2 separate regions of the Homo sapiens genome follow, and region 2 is linked to region 1. Evidence: chromatin loops called from intact Hi-C (ENCODE). Cell type or tissue: prostate gland. All regions are shown on one strand. Links, peaks and the distances in the headings refer to the core of each region. The heading gives the core; the rest is flanking DNA.

Region 1 (5,622 bases), core at 446-5,445:
TAATTCTCTATTCATGTTTTCCTGAACACAAACAAATGCTACACCAAAAAAAAACAACCCATAATATAGATAGTATTAATTAGGAGGTTCTTTAAAAACATTTCAAAATTCTGCTGCACAATAGGAAACCTAATTTTCATACTCTGAAATGTATCAGGTACGTAAAGTTGATTCTTTTCCTAGTTCCAAGAAGGTTTTGCCTTCTTTTTCTTTTTCTTTTCTTTTCTTTTTTTTTTGAGATGGAGTCTCGCTCTGTTGCCCAGGCTGGAGTACAGTGGTGTAATCTTGGCTCACTGCAAAGCTCCACCTCCTGGGTTCACGCCATTCTCCTGCCTCAGCCTCCTGAGTAGCTGGGACTACAGGCGCCCGCCACCATGCCTGGCTAATTTTTTGTATATTTAGTAGAGACAGGGTTTCACTGTGTTAGCCAGGATGGTCTCGATCTCCTGACCTTGTGATCTGCTCACCTCGGCCTCCCAAAGTGCTGGGATTACAGGCGTGAGCCACTGCGCCCAGCTCTTTTTTTTTTTGAGACAGAGTCTTGCTCTGTCACCCAGGCTGGAGGGCAGTGGCACAATCTTGGCTCACTGCAACCTCCACCTCCCAGGTTCAAGTGATTCTCATGCTTCAGCCTCCTGAGTAGCTGGGATCACAGGCATGCAGCACCATACCTGGCCAAGTTTTGTATTTTTAGTAGAGACAGGGTTTCACCATGGTGGCCAGGCTGGGCTCAAACTCCTGACCTCAAGTGATCTGCCTGCCTTGGCCTCCTTAAAGTGCTGGGATTACAGGTGTGAGCCACTGCGCCTGGCTTGCCTTCTTTTGAAATAAATTGGCTGTCTCCTATCTATGGAGGTCTAGAAACTCTTGAACAGAGTATGAATTATATGTCTCCACTGGCCTGGAAATTTCTATCCTTGACATTGTTGGTTTTGTTGCCCATTTTGTGGGGCAGAAGAAAGGATGCAGGCAGGGCGGAGTGGCACAGTTTCCTCTCAGGCCTACAATCAGAAACAGGTTGGCACAAGCGGACAATCCCAGGGCCAGGATCAGGGTGAGGTCAGTGAGGCTGAGTTGAGAGGCAAGTGCAGGGTCGGATCCTGTCTTTACTTAAGATTTTGATATTTTGTTCACCACATTTCTTTTCTGCATTAATTTTTATTTTAAAAAATGTCGCATCCCTGAGTTTTTTGGCACCTACTTACATTTTGTGCCCAGGGTGAACGCCTCACTGACCTTACCTTCATCCTGGCCCTGCTCAACCAACACCTGGGCTGTGGGCTCAGGTAGATCTGTGAGGCCACAGTGAGCACAGCCTCTCCCTTTTACCCTCTTCAGCTCAGTTGGGTCAGGAAAGTCTCCTACAAGAACTAAGTTCTCCCTGCTTGCAAAAACGAAAACAAAGGGTAAAGAAAAGTGTCCTCTTTGTCTAACAGGAAGCCAATGGGAGTGTTACAGAACAGCAGTTGTCGTAGATAGAACTGACCCATGGGAGTTTCAGTTGCTCTATTCCAGGGCTTATATCTTTCTGGACAGGAACCATAATGAGCAAAAGAACTAATGCCCACAAGGTGAATTTAGCAGAAGAATCAAGGAGTCAGAATAATACATTAATTCAAAAAGTAGGAAGACTCCCTCCAAAGAATGCTAAGTTAAATAAAAATGAGAGACTTAAGATGCACACAGAAATGTGACATAAAGCTCTTTTATGTAGTGAAATGGGCAGGAGTACATGCGGTACACCTAAAGTAACCGATGGTAACTTTCCATTCTTGAAGAGAACAAAATAATACTTTCAATCGTATCGCTAAACTTCTCATGGGACAGGTTGGTATGTGTCTCCTTGTATTTTCCAAAAATACATGCTTACCCTCCTCAGGCAGGGGCCGGATGCTGCCCCCCACAAAGAACACTGGGGCCCTGCTTTCTCTCCATTTGGGTTTGAAGTGAGTAGAGTGGAGAAAGGGATGCTTTCAGAAATGTTATCTTACTTAATGCCCCCATAGCCTGTAGCTCCGTAAGGAACAGTCTCTCGGGAGAAAGAGAGGATTAGGAGCTGTGGGGGGAAAAGCTTTCCTTCTGGCAGTTTCTACAGCTAGAACCATGAAGCCCCCAGGTGTCACACTGTTTTCTCTGGAGAAATATTATAAGATTAGATGTAATGTTATTACGCTGTCTCATTTGGCAAGTAGTATCATTATCCGATTGTTTGGAAAGGTGAAATACAGGGGATTCTGGTTCTTTGCCCTACCATGGAAGGAACATTTGGACACCACATTACTTTTTTTGGAAAACGGAAGCTAAAGCTAGAGGCCAAAAAAGCTCTCAAAAGAGAAGATGAAGAAAGTTAGGAATATTGGTCTGATTAAAAAGCTCTCAAAATTATCTAGTGAATGCTGACATTAGATAGGTATTGGTCTTTAGGTAATAACATGGGTATGTATCTACTTTATGCACTTCTATGCAGATTTAGTAGAAAAAAATACCTAAATATATATTTAATTCCATAGGATCCCAGTGCATTTTGAGGATTTAAACAGATAAGCCAACCTCAAAGGGACTGATTCTTGCAACTAAAACACAGACACCTCTGGGGTGAAATGTGGCAACAGTTTGACAGGCATAGCAGTAGCTTAGGCCAGAAAGGATTTATCCAATTAAAATTATGGGATGAATTTTGGCTGGCAGAATGTAATTACCAGCCTTGGAATGGATCCAGGATCCTGAGGTTAACACCCCTCCTCTTGCCAACAACCCTCCTACCTGCCAACACTCCGAGATGGAGAAGGCTGGATCTGACATAATCGCACATAATACTGTTGTGACATCTAAGTACAATGATGATGATGTGAGAAGCATCATGAACCTGATTTTTTTTAACACTCATTATGTTACTTATTTTTATGCCACATTAGGCTAGAAACCAAATGTCCACATAAATGTTAATTTCCTCAAATCTGTGTTTAAAAATTATAATTAGAAAATAAAAAATAGATTTAAAAATTAATTTATTCCGTCAAAGTAGTTATTTAGTGATTATTTCACTACAGGAACAAAATTGGATCAAAATGGTGACATTTAATCCTTGCTACACGAAAAAAAAAAAAGCAGGTCCTGATTTTTTGGAAGCGAAATGTGTTTTCAAGGTTGAGTGGCCTAGAAAAAAAGGAAATGCGGAAGCCTGATTCATATTCGTTGTAACTTTGACTAAATGGGTATGCGCAAGGACTGCTTTTGTCCCGGGGTGGGTCCAGTTCACAGTCACGGGGGGCACTAATCCTCCAGGAGGGGATTTACCAGAAGGGTGTGTGTGAGTGCGTGTGTCCCTTCCAAGGAAACGAGAGAAGAGCCCCCTGCTGGTGCATGATCAATAGGCAAAGACCTGATCATTAGATGCCAATGCCCCTTTAAAGTCATTAATTGACTAGAGAATTGTGGAGGGTCTGGCGATACGGAAGAGCAAACGAAAAGGCAACACTGATAAAAATCTGAAGCGTTCAAGGACGCCAGGCACGTGGTGCCGGGTCAGGGAGGGAGAGGCAGAGCCAGCCCGGTCGGTGTGCGGCTGGGGTGGGGCGCGCTCCGGGCGTCCGGGAGGCGGAGCCGGCGGCAGACGCTGCGCGCGGGCCACGCGCGGCGGCGGAGGCTGCGCGCGGGCCACGCGCGGCGGCGACTTGGGCTGGGCGGTCGCCCTGCCCCACCGCCCTTCGGCGCTCGCAGGTCCGCTCCCCTCCCAAACCGCAGAGCGGCAGGCGCGGCCGCTGGTTCGAGAGCTCGGCCGGGGCAGCGCAGCCGCCGGCTGCCCCTCGCTCCCAGGCGCCACAACCCCGCGCCCTCGCCGCTGCTGCGTCCCGCGAGACCTGTGGGGAGGCCGGGAGTCACTTCGGGTTCCCTTTCAGCCCACGTGGTCCTGGGACACTCCACCCAGGAACCTAGTCGGCACCGCGCAGGGAATCCCAGCAGCGGGGTTCTGGCCCCAGCACGCGTTGCGGCAGCCTGGCGAGCGTCCTTGCGGCCTCCAAGTGCCGGTGGGGTGCGTGCGCAGGGGGCAGGTGAACTGCTGCACTTTGCACTTGCTAGGCTAGGTTCTCCGCGGGTGGGGAGGCGCGGGGGCGGGGGACGGCCGAGTGTTTAATCTATCACCAGAGGTCATCCAATGGTAATTGAAGGATGAGCTGGGAGGACTAGGATCTCCCTGTCCCAAACACAGAGTGTTTTGGGGGGCTTGCGTTTGGGTCACTTTCTGAGCCTGGTACTGCCGCTCATTTCAGCTTCGCTGTGAAGGTGAATTTTTCTAACACCATCTTTGTGTGATTTAGCTGTCCACAGGGAATCAAAATGTGGAATGAGAGGATGAAACTAATCCTTTCTTTTGCACTGTTAGGGGTTGCCATAAACACCATTTGTTAAAAAGCATAATTATGTTGGGAAAGTGCCTGATGAGACAATTAAGCTGCATAAACACACTGAAAACAAATGAAAACCAGAAGACGCCCACACCCCTTGTGTAAAGCAATTTTTTGTTTACATAGAAACGAGAGGTCTGGGTTGCTTTATTACAACAATGTTATTAATATCTAGAAAAACCTAATGACAGAATTTTTATGAATTTTCAGTGATGAGATGATGGACATGATATGAAAACCTGCCTGCAAACCTGAGCTAGCTACGAAGCCTGAGCTCTCTCTAGGTTAAGATGATTAGGCCAACGAATGATCCTGGCGAACAAGCCAGTGGATTTATTGAGGGAGAGCACCATTATTTGCACCAGAGCACTTTTAGCTTAAACTCTAAAGTTTAACGCGTGTCTCAGAGTTAGACCACTGTGGTTGGTATCCCTCACACAGGGAACAGTGGTTGGTATCCCTCACACAGGGAACATTACCTGTCAGAAAAAGACCCTCATTAAATATTTGTTGAATGAATTCATGAGGGCCTCATCTATTTTTAGTTATGGTATTTAAAAGAGACCAAAGTTATGAGGTCCTGAACTTGAAGAGGGAAATTATTTTCTTATTATTTTAAGATGTTTTAATTCCTTTAGATCATGAATATCATTTGAAGTATGGAAAGATGTGTCAAAAATGCTATTCTAGAGTACTAAAAAGTATCAAAGCAACCTCCAAAACCTGTATAATTAATTTTCAACAAAAATCACATTTTTGATATTATTGAATAATATGTATCAGAATATGTATCATCTTTCAAGTTACAGAATTTTGTAAAAAGACTTTAAACTGATTTAGAAACTTTGGTGGAACAAGGAGGAACTTAGACAATTGTCATGTAAACCATCCAAATGGCTTCCTTATTTATTTGTATAATGTCCATGGCATGGCCTGTAGACACTTTCATTTTTGCTGCAAGAATTTCTTTTATAAGAATCCACATATTAAATAATCTTCCTCATTTTCTTTTTCTGCATTTCCCCACTAAGTCTAGTTTAACAACAAAAAAAACATACCTGTTTGTAAAATAGTACAGACCTTGAAAACAGGGATAAGGCTAAGGAAAACTATGCTTAAAATGGGATAACATACTTTAATGAAAAACTTTCACTTACATGATGAAATTCACGCTGAGGACCCTGCCAGGTATTTTCCAGTGTCGTTACAAGGTTTA
Region 2 (5,622 bases), core at 481-5,480, 1.5 Mb after region 1:
GAAAAACAGAAACATGCTTCAAGGGAGGGAACATTATAGCAAGTGAAGACAAAGTTTAGGGTCCCTCACTTCTTCCTGTCCCTTAAGCCGGGCCCTTGGAGCCTAGACAAGTGAGCGTGTGCCTGGTGTCCAGTGGCCCCTGTAAGGCAGTGTAGGTGGAAGCTCTCCCATGAGCCCAGCCTTCTGACCCACTTTCAGCTGGTCAACCCAGGAGACCTCACTTTGTCTTCTTGTGGCCAGAAATTCATCCTGAAATAGAGCAATTCTGAAAATGGGAGACTCTGATTTTTAACTGCCCCTGCCGGCCTCTGTGCTAGAGTTTTGCAGACCCCGTACAAGTTGTCCGATTGCAAAGAACTCAGTTATTGCAGCCTAAGTGAGGGGTGGGCACAGCAGCAGAAGTGTTGGGGCAGGGATGCCAGGGCAGAAGAAATTGCACTGTGAACAGGGCGACAGCTTATAATTGAGTTAAATGTATTATCTTTAAGCGGTTGAAGTCTGAAAGGCAAATTAACCTAAGAAGCCCTCCATAACCATTATGGTGGGGTAAAAAGCAGATCACTCTAGGTAGGAAGGGTTTCATCAGAGGCCAGGAAAACTAGATGATTGGCCATTATGTGTAAATTGGAATCTGTTTTCACAATAATCAACTTGTTAATTTTCAATGAAATTATTTCAAAGAAATTTTAGCATTTCCTGAACTCTCTTTATTTGCTTCTATCCTTTTCTTTCACCAGATGGACATAATGTCAATGTTTAAAAGGAAGTATTTATGCCTTTCTTTCAACAGTTAATTATTACCTGTCAGGCAGCTGAAGATATCAGGCAAGGCTAAGCAAAGTAAAATGTGTCACTTTTCCAGGCAGAAATTCACCCACTCAACAAATGTATATTGAGTACCTGATGTGTGCAGGGCACAGAGCTTGTTTCACTGAAAGCTGGTCAGTAAACTCAGAAAGAGAGAGAGCCCATTGCCCTCCACCATTCTAAACTTACACAAGCAAGGAACCAAGATGTTATGGATTGGACTGTGTCTCCCCAAAATGTATCTGTTGAAGCGCTAACCTTCATTATCTAAGAATAAGACCATATGTGGAGATAAAGCAGGGGTCCCTAAACCACTTCCCACCCCTCCCTACCACAGACCAGTACCAGTGTGTGGCCAGTTAGGAACCGAGCTGCACAACAGGAGGTGAGCAGCTAGCAAAGTGTCATCTGTATTTACAGCGGCTCCCCATTGTTTGCATTACCGCCTGAGCTCCTCCTCCTGTCAGATCAGCAGCAGCATTAGATTCTCAGAGGAGTGCCAACCCTATTGTGAACTGCGCATGTGAGGGATCCAGGTTGTGTGCTCCTTTTGAGAATCTAATGACTGATGATCTGTCACTGTCTCCCATCACCCCCCAGATGGGACCATCTACTTGCAGGAAAACAAGCTCAGGGCTCCCACTGATTCTATGTTATGGTGAGTTGTATAATTATTTCTTTATATATTACAATGTAATAATAGAAATAAAGTGCACAATAAATGTAATATGCTTGAATCATCCCCAAACCATCCCCTCCCACCCCACCCATTTGTGGAAAAATTTTCTGCCACAGAACCAGTCCCTGGTGCCAAAAAGGTTGGAGACCACTGAGTTAGAGCCTTTAAAGAAGTGTTTAAGTTAAAATAAGGCCTTTAGGGTAGGCCCTTATTCAATCTCCCTGGTGTCCTCATAAGAGGAGGAAATTTGGACATGTGAAGACATGCCAGGATTCCGTGCGCACTGAGAAAAGACCACGTGAGGGTATCATAAGAAGATGGGCATCTACAAGCCACGGAGAGCGGCCTCAAGAGAAACCAATCTTGCTGACACCTTGATCTTGCACTTCTGGCCTCCAGAACTGTGGGAAGATAAATGCTATTTATTTAAATAGCATTGTTTAAGCCACCCATTTTGGCTTATTTTGTGATGACAAAAGTATTTCTTTATAGCAGCCCTAGCAAAATAACATATAAGCCAAACATTTATAGGACCAAAATGACTTAGTTCTTCCTCATGCACGGCAAACTCTAGTTCCTTCAGTTATCATTTTGTGTCCTCTTTTTTCTGGAAGTCTCAGCCCTAAATTAGTCCCTGAATCCTCTAGACAAAAACTCACTACTCTTTTCCTGTAACAAAGGAATTTGTATGTATGGGTATGTGTGTGTGTGTGTGTGTGTGTGTGTGTGTGGTAAATATCCCATAATCAAAAACTGTTTCCTAGTGAGTTACAGAGACAAAATGCTTGAAAAAGTATGTGCCATCTTGTTACATTCTCTTAATTCTCTTTAGAGTGAGTACAATAAAGTAAAACTTCATTATATCATGGAATATAGTTTGTACAAAATAGTACTACTTCTACATTGAAAGATTAGTTCTGCCTGGATCCAGTACACATGTCATATTTCTGGAAAGTCATTTGACACGAATCAGTCTAAAAAATAAAACAAGCAGGTGCATAATATATTACCCAGAATAAAATAAACATGGCTTCATTTGTAAGTGCCAGAGTATTCGTCCATTAAATCTCCATCAGCTACTGCATCTTTGGCGCCCTCTTGTGTCCATTTTGGGATAGGTTTTTTTCGTGGAATTTGCGAGCCATTCACCCCACGGCATCTCTAATTCAATCCCTCAAAAATGCAAGCGAGCACTCGATAGAAATCAATCTCTCCTTTGTCTACATAAATTATACCAATTGTAAAAATACTATTTGGTTAAAATATATATTATAAGGTTTCAAATTTTAAGTAAACATTTCTATACCCATTTGACTTCCTGAATATTTGAGCTTTTTTCTGTAGATTATTATAGAGAAAAGTTTTTTCTCTTGCTTTTATAGTTAATAGGTATTCATATTTATTTGTTGATCCTTCAGCATTTTAGTTCTAAAATGTAGGTCCCTTAGGTATCCTTTAAAAATTAATTTTTAACTCAGATTTCCACTGAAAAATATTATGTAAAACATTTTTACAAATCAAACCATAAAGCATGTTCTCTGCCATGACTATATCTGTACAGTTTTGTTTGAGATACCAATTGTTAATACCATCATTGCTATTTCCACCAAAAAGATGAATAAATATAAGCAAATTCCCAAAACATGACTTCATGCAGATTAGCTTAGTACATTGGTGATTACAGTACAAAGGTCACATTGCGTGTTAAAGTTAATTTCCCCAATTCTGATCTAATAAGGCATCCACCTTGGTTATTTCCTTGTTTTGTATAGATATCATAAAATATGAATTGGCATCTATATCACAAATCATCTGGGCCTATCCCTATTTCTCATTACTAACATTTAGTTCAAATACCATTCATCAAAATCTAACCACCCAATTTACATTTATACTGTATTCAGATAAATAACCATGTTCATCTGGGGCATGGGCTTTATTTCTCCTGAAGGCATAATTAGGGCCAGGCGTGGTGGCTCATGCCTGTAATACAGCACTTTGGGAGGCTAAGGTGGGAGGATGGCTTGAGCCCAGGTCAAGGCTGCAGTGAGTCATGATTGTGCCACTGCACTCCAACCTGGGCAACAGAGTGAGACCCTGTGTCTCAAGAAAAATTAAAAAATTTAAAAATAAAGGCATCATTAAATTCCCCAAGTAAATTCATTAAAATTTACTCCGTAGGCAAGGGACTGGCAAACTGACAAATAAGGACTATTTCAGAAGTTTCCAAAAGATGCAAGGCAAAATAAATACCTCATAAGTCATCAGCGAGATGGACAACTGTTGAGAACAAACAGAAGCAACTTTACGCTGGAATCAGCAAAAGCTGCTGTGAGGTAGAACAAGAACGTTTGACAGCAAAGTGTGCACCAGCCAGGGACCTTGGACAGATCATCACCAGCAAAACAGGGATAATTCTTACTGTATCCATTGTTAATGGGATAGCACATAAGAAATACTTAAAGAAAAGGGTATGAGTAAAAAGATGCATTTAATGAATTAATGCAGTTTAGATATTTAATATAGGGTTAGAAGCAAATATACAAATAATGCTTTTATTCTTAGAAAACATCTTTATTCTTTCAGACTCTGAGAATTAGTCTAAAGTTGCAGATAAGTACAAAATTACAAACACAAAGCCAGAATTCACCTTTTTGTGGGGGAACATGGGAAGAAGGTAAAGCAAAGTGTCTGTGATTTTGTATCAACCTGGTTAGGCCACAGTGCCCATTTGTTTGGTCAAACATTAGTCTAAATGTAGCTGCAAAGGTTTTTTTTTTTAAATAAACTTTGAATGAAGCAGATTAACCTCCATAATGTGGCCGAGTCTTATTTAATCAGTTGAAGGCCTGAATTCTACAGCAGATTTTGAAAATGCCAATATTCATAACGGCATGAGCCAATTCCTTATAATAAATATTTCTTACACACACTCTCTTTCTCTCCACACACATACACAACACACACACTCACACACACATCCTTTTGGCTTTGTTTCTCTGGAGAACCCTGGCATACGTAATCCATATGTTTTATAAATATTATATATATTTATATTTATATATATATCTTACACATACTCTGTATGCATATATATGGATGCATGTGTGTATTTCTCATAGAACAAGGTCAAAAGTATCCTTGACAAGGGTACTTTTATAAATAGGTTATAGCGTTCTGGCAAAGCGGGAATTAGTTGAGGATTAAGATGTTACAACCTTCTCCAGGCCTGAATGAAACTATGGCCTGAGATTTTCTAATTCCGCAGGAGCTTGCCTCACCCTAACCTCACTGCAAGGTACCAGGTGGGTCATGCACCCCTCATTACACTGAATCTGCCCCTCCTCCCCTCTCTACTGTCACTCTCTAGCCTGTGACCTCCTTTGCCTATGACAGTGTCCTCTCTGGTCAGCCTTATTCCAGTCCTCCCCACACCCTTCTCCCCAGTGCAACCACCACCTTCTCGCCAGAGGAATCAAATCACATCACTCCCTTAAACCTTTGGGTGGCTGTCACTATGCCTCCCCTTTGTCACTGTCATTCTTTTAAAACATAATTACTTGTATTTCCTCAACCACACCCCCATTGTGTACTACTACACGCCTTTACAGAAGTGGCTACCGCTTCTTGGAATGGTCTCCTCTTGTCTTCTCTTCTCCTTCTCATGCAAATCCAGTACAAGCATTGCTGCGTCTGAAAGCCTTCCCAGCCAACCCCTCACAGCAGAATTCACCACTGCCTCTTCCAGGAGGCTGCTTTGCATTGCATCCTGTGATAATAATCAGCCCCTAGTTGATTCATCTTTGCCTACCAAGCACATGGCCCAGTGCCTGGCACACAGTGGGCCCTTGCAGAGTGATTACTTGAGAGAAGTGAATTGAATTCACCAGATGCCTAGGTGCAAGCTGCCATCCTGACTACCTATTAGTGAGAGGGCTGCAGGGGGTGGGGAAGGTGTCTGTTCACATCCCTAGCTGGAGCCAAGGAAAAGATCTTCCATCTTTCCTTGAGGAGTGGTCAGAAAATCTAAAGTTAATGATCTGGTGCCTGCCTGGCTGGGACAAGGGTCACAGGAAGGCTGTGCCTGGGGAGTGTGTAGGGCTGGAATTAGGGGATAAGAAAGAAGACAGGATATC

Evidence for each region. A loop is a pair of places that touch in the nucleus more often than their neighbours do. Peaks named below come from ENCODE experiments on the same cell type or tissue, not always from the same donor. Only the 100,000 strongest peaks of a DNase experiment are listed, where the experiment ranks them.
Region 2: a loop joins it to region 1, with 4 times the contacts of the local background. A loop is called at or near these places in 18 of 110 quality-filtered maps.

Annotation. Positions count from the first base shown.
Region 1 is chr2:199,849,170-199,854,791 of GRCh38, reverse strand. FTCDNL1 (formiminotransferase cyclodeaminase N-terminal like) reads left to right here and starts at 3,600. Exons shown (of 5, transcript NM_001363886.2): 1 at 3,600-4,052. RefSeq lists an enhancer at 3,134-3,708 and a silencer at 3,540-3,819. In prostate gland, for the core only: a CTCF peak has its summit at 3,396 (motif pointing left); DNase peaks (open chromatin) are centred at 3,571 and 4,041; H3K4me3 peaks cover 1,455 bases.
Region 2 is chr2:198,306,823-198,312,444 of GRCh38, reverse strand. The region is part of intron 2 of LINC01923 (long intergenic non-protein coding RNA 1923); the gene reads left to right. Among named protein-coding and RNA genes, the nearest start is that of LINC01923, 65 kb to the left of the region's middle. RefSeq lists a silencer at 2,446-2,740. In prostate gland, for the core only: a CTCF peak has its summit at 2,553 (motif pointing left); a DNase peak (open chromatin) is centred at 2,591.